2 separate regions of the Homo sapiens genome follow, and region 1 is linked to region 2. Evidence: chromatin loops called from intact Hi-C (ENCODE). Cell type or tissue: IMR-90. All regions are shown on one strand.

Region 1 (5,000 bases), 77 kb after region 2:
TCCTAATAGCCCTAAGGTGAGGTAATTATTCTTCTCATTTTGGAAATGAGAAAACTGAAGTTCAAAGCAGTGAAGTAGCATCAGTGTCTGAGGGTGCCCAGCTCACAGCTGGGATGGAGCAGGATTCCAGCCCCAGGCTGCCTCCCAGAGAGGTGAGGCACAGATTCCCATGGGCAAAGCAAGCCCCAGACTCTGTTTCTGTTTCAACAGAAACGCAGCGGCATGCTGCTTGATGGTGCGCAAAACACACCACGTTCATTATCCTGCTTGATCATGACACAGCTTGCATTTCAGGCAGGAAACCTTAACCTCACTTTGCAGACAGAAAAGCACCATCTAGAGAGATTGAATCACATCCCTGTTTTCCATAGCCAGCAGGTGGCACGGGGCCATCATCCTCCAAGCTCAGGGCTCCTGGTTACTGCTATATGACCATGGGTACAACTGTACTATTCTTAGCCTCAGTTTCCTCCTTGTCTCCAAGGGCGCAGTGAGAATTAAATGACACAAGGATGCAAAGAGCCTGGTATCATCACAGTACCTGCTGGGACCTCAATACTTGAGCATTTTCATCCCTTGGGGAACTCTTGCATCAGCACCCCCCAGGGCAGCAGGAGCCCTGGAGTATTGCCTGGCAGGATTAAAGATACACAAAGATTTATTGAGTGTCTACTGCGTATGTGCCGGAGGGTTTGGTGGTGACAGACACAGTGGCTGCCTACATGGAGCTTAATACTCCAGCATAGGAGGTGGACAGAAAACAAGGTAGCCAGGAATTCATCAAATGACTGCATGTGGCCAGGCGTGGTGGCTCATGCCTTTAATCCCAGCACTTTGGGAAGCTGAGGCAGGTGGATCACTTGAGGTCAGGAGTTCAAGACCAGCCTGGCCAACATGGTGAAACCCCCATCTCTATTAAAAATACAAAATTAGCCGAGAGTGGTGATGGGTGCCTGTAATCCAAGCTATCGGGAGGCTGAGGCGGGAAAATCACTTGAACCCAGGAGACAGAGACTGCAGTGAGCTGAGATTGCACCACTGCACTCCAGCCTGGGCAAGAGCACGAAATTCCATCTAAAAAAAAAAAAAGACTGCATGTTGTAATAAGTAGTATGAAGGTGGGAAAATATTTTTTTAAAATAAGAAAGGCTGCCTTACTTACAGTAGTCAGGAAAGGCCTTTATGGAGGGGACCCTTGGGCTGGTGCCCTAAAGCAGGTGAAGCTGACCACGCAGAGCTAGGAAGAGGAGGGTTCCATCTGAGAGGGAAGTATGTGCAAAGGCCCTGGGACAGGAATAGATTTGGGTTGTTCATGGGTAGAGAGAAGAGCAATATGGCTGGGGCCCAGTGAGAGATGGGGCAGTGGTTCCAGCAGAGGTTGGCAGTGACCCCACCATCAGGTCCAAATGATAAGTTTAGTCTTTTCTTCTAAGTCTAATATGAAGTCATAGATAAGGCTTTAAACAGGAAGGGACATGCTATGATTTAAATTTTAAGAGGTGAGCCGTCTGTAAGCTCATCAACAGTTATGATTGGAAGGATCTCTAAATCTGATCTAGCCCACCTTTTCATTGTGCAGCGGGGAAACTGAGCCCCAGAGGTGGGAAACAGGTTGTTAGCGTCACATAACACATCAGGGCAAAAGCAGCCCTTGAACCCAGATCCTCAGACTCCAGCTCTAGTGGTCCTTCCTTTGAGAGGCTGGCAGAAGCCCCAAGGTGGGCACAGCCTCAGTCTCCTTCAAGGATGAGGAACCATGCCAGCAAGCAGGCCTCCTCAGGTCCAACCGTGGCTGCCCCTTGCCCATGACTTTTGCTTCATGGCCACTATTAGGTCCCTTCATGCCAAAGAAACACACATGGACCAAGTGGGATTTTTAAGCCACACGCTCACTGTAGTAACTGCAATTCTGCCTGAACGTGTTTGACCCCATGTAAAGATACATCTGCTAGCAATTCTGGGAATGCATTTAACATTTTTGCTCTGTGATGCACAGAGCATTTTCTATGCATGACCGTGTATTTCTCTTTTGGAGCAGAGTCCAGGCAGCATGACCCACTTTGTGCAGATGGGATGATGAGGCCAAGAATGGCTGATTGACTTCCATGAAGTCAGGGAGGGATAATAAGCGAGAGAGGGCCTCCTAGGCAAGCCAGGGGCAGTGAAAGGGAAGAGAAAGAAGAAACTGAGCATGAAGTCCTTGAATTCCAGCATTAGAACCTGAGAGTCATTCTCCAGGCTCTGAGAATTATAAAATGATAGAGCTGGTAGGCCTTAGCAATGGCATGATTCAATCCATCATCCTAAAATTCCATTTAGGAATCACATATAAACAGTAAAATGTATAAATCTTCAGTGTGCAGCTCAAGAATTTTTATGCACCAAGTTACCATCATCCAGATTAAAGTATAGAATGTTCCCATCCCTCCAGCCCAGAAGGCTCTCCTATGCCCCATCCCAATCAGTGCTTCCCTTTTCCCTCCCCCTTCCCCCACCCTTCCCCCAACCAGGTGACTACCATTCTGGCTTCTATCACCTTCAAGCAATTGTGCCTATTCTTGAACTTTATATAAATGGAATCATACAGTGTGCATTCCTCTGACTCTGCCTTCTTTAGCTCAACATGATTTTATGATCCTTCCATATATATCTAATATAGCATATAGCAGTAGTTTGTTCTTCTGTATTTCTATGTAATATTCCATTGTAGGAATATATGGGGGGACCTGCCCCAATAATCACATAGGTTCTTTCCTATTTTCCTAAGCATCGGCTGGCTTGAGAAATAAAGGGACAGAGTACAAAAGAGGGAAATTTTAAAGCTGGGCATCCGGGGGAGACATCACATATTGGTGGGATCCGTGATGCCCCACAAGCCACAAAAACCAGCAAGTTTTTATTAGGGAGTTTCAAAAGGGAAGGGAGTATACAAATAGGTGTGGGTCACAGACATCAAGTATTTAACAGGGTAATAGAATATCACAAGGCAAGTGGAGGCAGGGCGAGATCACAAGACCACAGGAATGAGGCGAAATTAAAATTGCTAATGAAGTTTCGGGCACCATTGTCATTGATACCATCTTATCAGAAGACAGGGTTTTGAGATCAACCGGTCTGACCAAAATTTATTAGGCAGGAATTCCCTCTTCCTAATAAGCCTGGGAGCTCTATGGGAGACTGGAGTTTATTTCGCCTCTGCAATCTCCACCATAAGAGACAGGTACACGCCGGGGGGGCCAGTTCAGAGACCTACCCCTAGGTGCGCATTCTCTTTCTCAGGGACGTTCCCCATGCTGAGAAAAAGAATTCAGCGATATTTCTCCCATTTGCTTTTGAAAGAAGAGAAATATGGCTCTGTTCTGCCCAGCTCACCAGCAGTCAGAGTTTAAGGTTATCTCTCTTATTCCCTGAACAATTGCTGTTATCCTGTTCTTTTTTCAGGGTGCCCACGTTTCATATTGCTCAAACACACATGCTGTAGAATTTATGTAGTTAACGCAATTATTACAGGGTCCTGAGACGTTATACATCCTTCTCAGCTGACAGGATTAAGAGATTAAAGCAAAGACAGGCATAGGAAATCACAAGGGTATTGATTGGGGAAGTGATAAGTGTCCATGAAATCTTTACAATTTATGTTTAGAGATTGCAGTAAAGACAGGCATAAGAAATTACAAAAGTATTAATTTGGGGAACTAATAAATGTCCATAAAATCTTCATAATCCACATTCTTCTGTCATGGCTTCAGCCGGTCCCTCTGTTTGGGGTCCCTGACTCCCCGCAACAGGAATATATGACAACTTATCATTTTTTCTGTGGATGGACATTGGATCGTTTCCTTTTTTTTTTGGTGCTTATGATTAAAGATGCAACTAATAATCTAGTCCATGTCTTTTAGTGGGTCTAGGCAGGCATTTCTCTTGGGTGTATAACTGGGAGTTGAAATGCTGTGTCTTGTGTTTAGCTTTAATAGATGCTGTCAAATAGAGTGGGCATGTCATAGGACAGTCCTGCTAGCAGTGTGGAACAGTTCTAGTTGCCCTACCTCCTCATCCACACTTGGCATCATCTGCCCAGTTTTAGCTAACTGGTGGGTCTGTAGTGATACCTCATTGTGCCTTTTAATTTGCATTTCCCTGGTAGTAAGATGCTGAGCACCTTTCTATATGCTTATCAGCTATTTGGATTGCTTCTTTTGGAAAGTGCCTAAGTCTTTGGCACAATTTTAAACTGGGTTGTTTTCTCTTTTTTTCTTATGGATTTGTAGGAGTTCTTTATATATTTCGGATATAAGTCTTTTCTTGTAGATAAGTGTTGCAAATACTTTTCCCAGTCTGTGTTTTGCTTTCTTACTTTCTTATGGTGCCCAGGAATCATTTGAGAAGAAAGAAAATGAATGTTTATTGAGAACTTCATTTGCACCAGGCCTGGTCCATCTACCTCACCTTGCCTGGTGCTCATCACCACTCATTGAGGCAGGAGTCATCATCACCATTGCAGATTCAAAGGAGGCTCCAAAGGGGTATCAAAAGGATTGGAATGTGGTGTTTGGAATTATCCTCAATGCCAATACTTTAGATGTATGTAATTCTTTTAGTTTATGAAGTGCTTCCCTGATGACTGTCTTATTCCATCATTAGTTTAAGCCAGTGAGGTAGGCAGGCAACAGTTATTAGAGAGGTAATGTCCCATAGACTTTTACTGAAGACTCACCCAGAGCAGGGGGACACAGTGGAATTTAGTCCTGCATTTGGGCATTCAAAGTCGAATGAGTAAGACATACAAGTCAACATTCAATATGGGGTGAAATCATAGAGGCTTATTCATGATTTGCCCCTCTGAGCCTCAGTGTCCTCATCTGTAAGATGGATTTAATGAGACCTACAACTTATAGAGCTGTTGCATCGATGAAAGGTGATACTGCGTGCAAAGTGCTTAGCACAGTATCTGGCACATGAGTACCTCACTGAGTTTTGACATGGTGTGTATATACCAGGCT
Region 2 (5,000 bases):
ATGCCATCACATGGATATATAGGCTCCGGGCTGACTTGGGAAGATTGAAAATATGCCCCCATTCACAGGCTCTGGGGACGCTATCCTGGGAAGCTTTGTGGGGCTGGTGCTTAGTCCTGCCTTTCCAGCTGTATTAGTCCATTCTTGCACTGCTGTAAAGAAATACCTGAGACTGGGTAATTTATATATAAAAAAAGATTTAATTGGCTCACAGTTCTATAGGCTGTACAGGAAGCATGACAGCATCTGCTTCTGAAGAGGCCTCAGGAAACTTACAATCATGGTGGAAGGGGAAGCACGCATAGTGACAGATAGGGACAGGAGAAAGAGAGAGAGAGGGGAAGGTGCTACACACTTTTAAACAAGCAGATCTCACGGTATCTCACTCACTATCATGAGAACAGCACTGAGGGGACAGTGCTAACCCATTCATGAGAAACTATCTCCATCATCTAATCACCTCCCACCTGCCTGGATGGAGATCTGAGGCCCCATCTCCGACACTGGGAATTATGATTCAATTTGAGATTTGATGGGGACACATTCAAACCATATCACCAGTCATGGGTGCCCCGTCTGGCTTCTGTGCTTGCAGTAATGGAAGTGGGGAAAGGAGACCTTGGGGAGTGGGAGCCACATGTGGACTGAGGTGGTCCCCAAGGACTCCTGCCTTTTTGAAATGTGTTTCTCTCTCTTCTTTCTCTAGAGTGTATCCAGAAGCTACTGTCAGGAGGACACTGTAAGAGAACCTTGGCACCTCTGGGCCCAAAGGGAAAGACACCAGTGGAAAGAGGTATGATGTGGCAACATGGCAGGGTGGCATCTTCACTTACTCGAACAAGAGGGTCTACTCTTCTCTCTTCTTCTCTTCCTGCCCTCCAAACCACCACTTCCATGTGAGAGGGCTCTCAGCTCTTGCCCAAGGGGTGCAGGGCAGGAGAAGGGTGGCTTCACTCTTGTCCTCACCCCTAGACATTTACTCATGGGTGAGGGCAACGGGGCCACCTTGGTGCAGGAAGTGAGTGTTGATGGATGGCAGGGAGTGAGCCCTTCAAGGAAGAGTAGAGCTCCTGGGGGCTCCAGGCAGGGTCATGAGGGCTCATGGAATCTGTATCAAGGACCCCTCCCTGACCTCAGCCTCCCCCATACCCACCACAGTCTTGGGACCGTGATAAGGAGATCGCTTCCTAGGGTGATTACCTTCCCTCTGCCCTCGATAATCTTTTGGACAAAGTCTAAATCCACAAGTACTAGGATCAATCACCACATTCCATGGTGAAACTGAGAACAGAAAAGCCTTGGTCTGTTTCGGAGGCTCTGGGAAGTCCTTCTTGAGCTGACCATGATTCTGGGACTGGTGGTGGGCTGGGTGGCCTCATGGAAGCTTTCTGGATGAAAAGCCAGGATGTCTGTCCTCTGAGCAGCCTCAGCCACCAATGTGACTTATAAGTCATTTCCCTCATTGGTCCTCATTTTCTCATTGTAAAATGAGGCAGCTGCAACTTGAATCTCTGTTCCAGCACTCACGCCCTCCATTTCTGGGATTCCAAGACCAGGGCTGAAATAGAAGAAGTGACAGGTCAGGGGTTGGGAGGTTGTGGAAGGCCATGGAGAGGAGAGGGGATCTGAAAACTCCGAGGAGATCTGATTGCCTGTCTTGGGCAAAGGACGATGGCTCCGACCCTTGGTGGTAAATCACAGGGTCCGAGGTGCAGAGGAACCTTGGTTTGAGTCCCTGCCTATCAGAAGAGAAACCAGCAATATGATGGAGGGCTTCATGCGCCAGGCACAGTGTGACGCTCACTCACTGCACCATCCCATTCTGTCCTCTCATCTGTCATGTCATCTTGCCACTATGATCACCTCCACATTACAGAAGAGAAAACCAGGCCTCAGAGAAGTTAAGTGACTTGTCTAAGGTCACATAGCACTGAGTAATGTCATCGAGATTTGAAGCCACTGCCTGAACTGCCATACAATTCTTGTGTCTTTTGCTTACTTCAGTCTGTGACTTGAAGCTTAAGATTAAAAATAATTAGCCAAATCATCTCTCTGAAGTTCCATGTCCTGTAAAAACATAAAAATGGTTTGTTTCCTTGTCCTATACTTTGTTTTGTTTTGTTTTTAAATTTTGGGCATCTCATGAAATCCCTGCAGGCCTTGATTTTCTGATCTCTAAAATGGGACAGTGACACCTACTCACAGGTTGCTTTGGGGAAGACGAGGAAGACTTAGGAAGCTCCCCGCACTGTTTCTTGTACATGTGCCCTCAACACCCGCTCCACCTGCTTCCCTGCCTGGGTTGCTGGTAGGTGGTTGGGGTGTGCAGATTGTAAAGTGCTGCACCACTGCCTAATGGCATTTTCTATTTTGGCTGCCTCTGTGCCCATAGTCAGAAAGCACTTGGCCACTTTCTTAGTCACCAATCTGATAGTTCACTCACCCTTCTGGAGTGTGCCACTGGCTGCCCTAGATTATTTTAAGCTGGAATCCAAGACAGGGTGGCCGGCTCCCAGGGGCAGATAAAAACAGGGCCAGGCTGAGGCCTTAGTGGACAGTGTGGGAGGAGAAGTGAGGCCTGGGGCCTACTCAGGCTGTCCCTCACTGACAGCGTCTGTGTCCCACGGCTCACCCTGCCAGCTGCCAGGACCATAATCTTAATTGTAAACCTCCTGGCAGCAGCTGCCCTGATCCCCACAGGAAGCGGTTGCCTTATCACAGAGCCTGGATCCTGCCCAGTATTCTTAATCTGGAGAAGGCGCTGAAGTGAGTCAGAAAAACCTTCCCATCCCCAGGACCTTTCTTCTCAGGGACGTTTCTCCATCAGGGGAAGTCGTGGGCCTCAAGCCTCGGTGTATAAGAGTAAAAAATCTCTTTAAGTGCAGAGCAAAGCAGCAGGGGTGCTGTTGTTCTTGGTTTACTTTCAGGAGGACAGCCCAGGGAGCAGAGCTATTTAGCCTTGCCCCTCTTGTTAGCCAGGAAACAGATAAACATTATAGCATCACAGGGAAAATATAAAGATGACCACAAAGCAACAGGCAGAGAGGCATGTGCTGTCATGGAAAAGCTTTGCTGGGGTTTTGGAGCCAGAAGATTGGGGGCTGAGTCCCAGCTCTGCCCTTCAGTAGCTGTTTGGCTTGGGGGTGAGTGACTTGATCCCCCATAGCCTCAGTTTTCTCATCTGTAAGATGGGCAAAGAGCATGCACCCCACAGGGTGGTTGTAAGGTCAAGGTGACTACCATGGGAAGCCCCTGTTTGCTTTGAACAATGGCAGCCCCCTTGGAATAGTGTAGCCTCCCAAGGTGACCTCTTTGAAGAGTGCCAGGCTCTTGGGATGTAAGAGCTGGGTGTTTGTAACCAAACAGTGGGGTTACCCTGGAGACACATAACTCCTTCTGTGTGAGGTCTAAAAAAGGGCTGTGAGAGGGACCTGGGTTGTGTCAGCTCCCTGTCCTGATGTGCTATCACTTGGAGCTACCTCAAGTATGAGCAGTTCATCCCAAGCCTCTAGCTGATGGCTGACACTTCACTCACAGCCATCTTTACTGGAGTCTTTCTGTAGATGATTGTTAATCCTACCCACACCCCAGAAGGCGAGCATTAATAAGCTATTTAAATGACTCCAGGCTTCATGTCTAAAAAGCAGCAAGGTTAAGGACCCAAACACAGGGTTCCTAGCCCAAGGACAGTGTTTGTGGGAGCTCCTCATGGCATTCTCTGCATCTAGAGGTGCCCTCTGTGCCCATGGTGGCACTCTTCTCCAATTCACCACCCAGTCTTGCACTGAGTGTGGAGCTCAGGCAGAAATGAAAGTCTCCTGATGTTTTTATCTCCCCTGCCCATAGGGCCTGAGGCAGGCTGAGTGAGAGAAGGCAATTTCTATGGATTCCCCAGGCTTCAGTTTATCTATTTTTTTGTTATTGTTGCTCAAGCTTTTGGTATTCTAAGAATCCATTGCCAAATTCGAGATCATGGAGATTTACTCCTGTGCTTTATTCTAAGAGTTTTATTTAGCTCCTATATTTAGGTCATAGATTCTTTTTGAGTTAATTTTCATATATAGTGTGAGGTAGGGATTCAGTGTCATTCTAGTGTATGGGGACATCCACTTGTCCTTGGCACTATTTGTTGAAGAGACTGTCTATTCTCCAGTGTATTGCCATTGCTCCTTTGTCATATATCAGTTGACATATATATGCGGCTCTATTTCTGGGCTTTCAATTCTGTGCCAATAATCTATTTGTCTGTACTTTCACAAATACCACACCATTTTATTACTGTATCTTTATAGTAACTCTTAAAGTTGGGTAGTGTCAGGTTTTCCAACATTGTTCTTCTCTTTCAATTTTTGATTGGCTATTCTGGGTGTTTTGCTTCTCCAAATAAACCTTAGAATCAGTTTGTTGATATCCATAAAACAACTTGCAGGATTTTGATTGGGGTCGTCTTGAATCTGTATATCAAGTTGGGAAGAACTGACATCTTGACATTATTGAGTCTTCCTATTTTTGAACACTGATCAGTGTTTTCATTTATTTACTTCTTTGATTTCTTCAATATAGTTTTGTAGTTTTCCTCATACAGATCTTACACATATTTTATTAGATTTATTCTCAAGTATTTTATTTCTTTAGGTGTTAATAGAAATGGTTTTATGTTTTTAAATTTCAAATTCCACTTGCTCCTTGCTGGTAGATAGGAAAGCAATGACTTTTCTATATTAACTTCCTATCCTACAACCTTAGTATAATTGCTTATTTGTTCCAGGATTTTTTTTTTGTAATTTCTTTCAGGTTTTCTACATAAATGATCATATCTTCTGCAAAAAAAGACAGTTTTACTTCTTCCTTCTCAATCTGTATGCCTTTTCTTTTCTTGTCTTATTGCAGTAGCTAGGACTTCCAGTATAATGTGGGAGAAGGGACATCCTTGCCTTATTCCTGATCTTAGCAGGACAGCCTCAAATTTCTCATAATTGAGTATGATATTAACTATCGGT

Evidence for each region. Hi-C counts contacts between places; a loop is a spot of excess contacts. Peaks named below come from ENCODE experiments on the same cell type or tissue, not always from the same donor. Only the 100,000 strongest peaks of a DNase experiment are listed, where the experiment ranks them.
Region 1: it touches region 2 in a loop (7-fold over the local background); 2 of 110 quality-filtered maps call a loop at or near these places.

What each region holds. Positions count from the first base shown.
Region 1 is chr11:44,840,439-44,845,438 of GRCh38, forward strand. The region is part of intron 2 of TSPAN18 (tetraspanin 18); the gene reads left to right. Among named protein-coding and RNA genes, the nearest start is that of TSPAN18-AS1, 110 kb to the left of the region's middle. RefSeq lists an enhancer at 4,912-5,000. In IMR-90, no CTCF peak of the experiment used is centred here; a DNase peak (open chromatin) is centred at 1,983; H3K27ac peaks cover 1,433 bases.
Region 2 is chr11:44,763,720-44,768,719 of GRCh38, forward strand. TSPAN18 (tetraspanin 18) reads left to right here. Exons shown (of 10, transcript NM_130783.5): 2 at 707-793. Among named protein-coding and RNA genes, the nearest start is that of TSPAN18-AS1, 30 kb to the left of the region's middle. RefSeq lists an enhancer at 2,542-3,042. In IMR-90, a CTCF peak has its summit at 2,883; DNase peaks (open chromatin) are centred at 2,732 and 3,922; H3K27ac peaks cover 1,639 bases.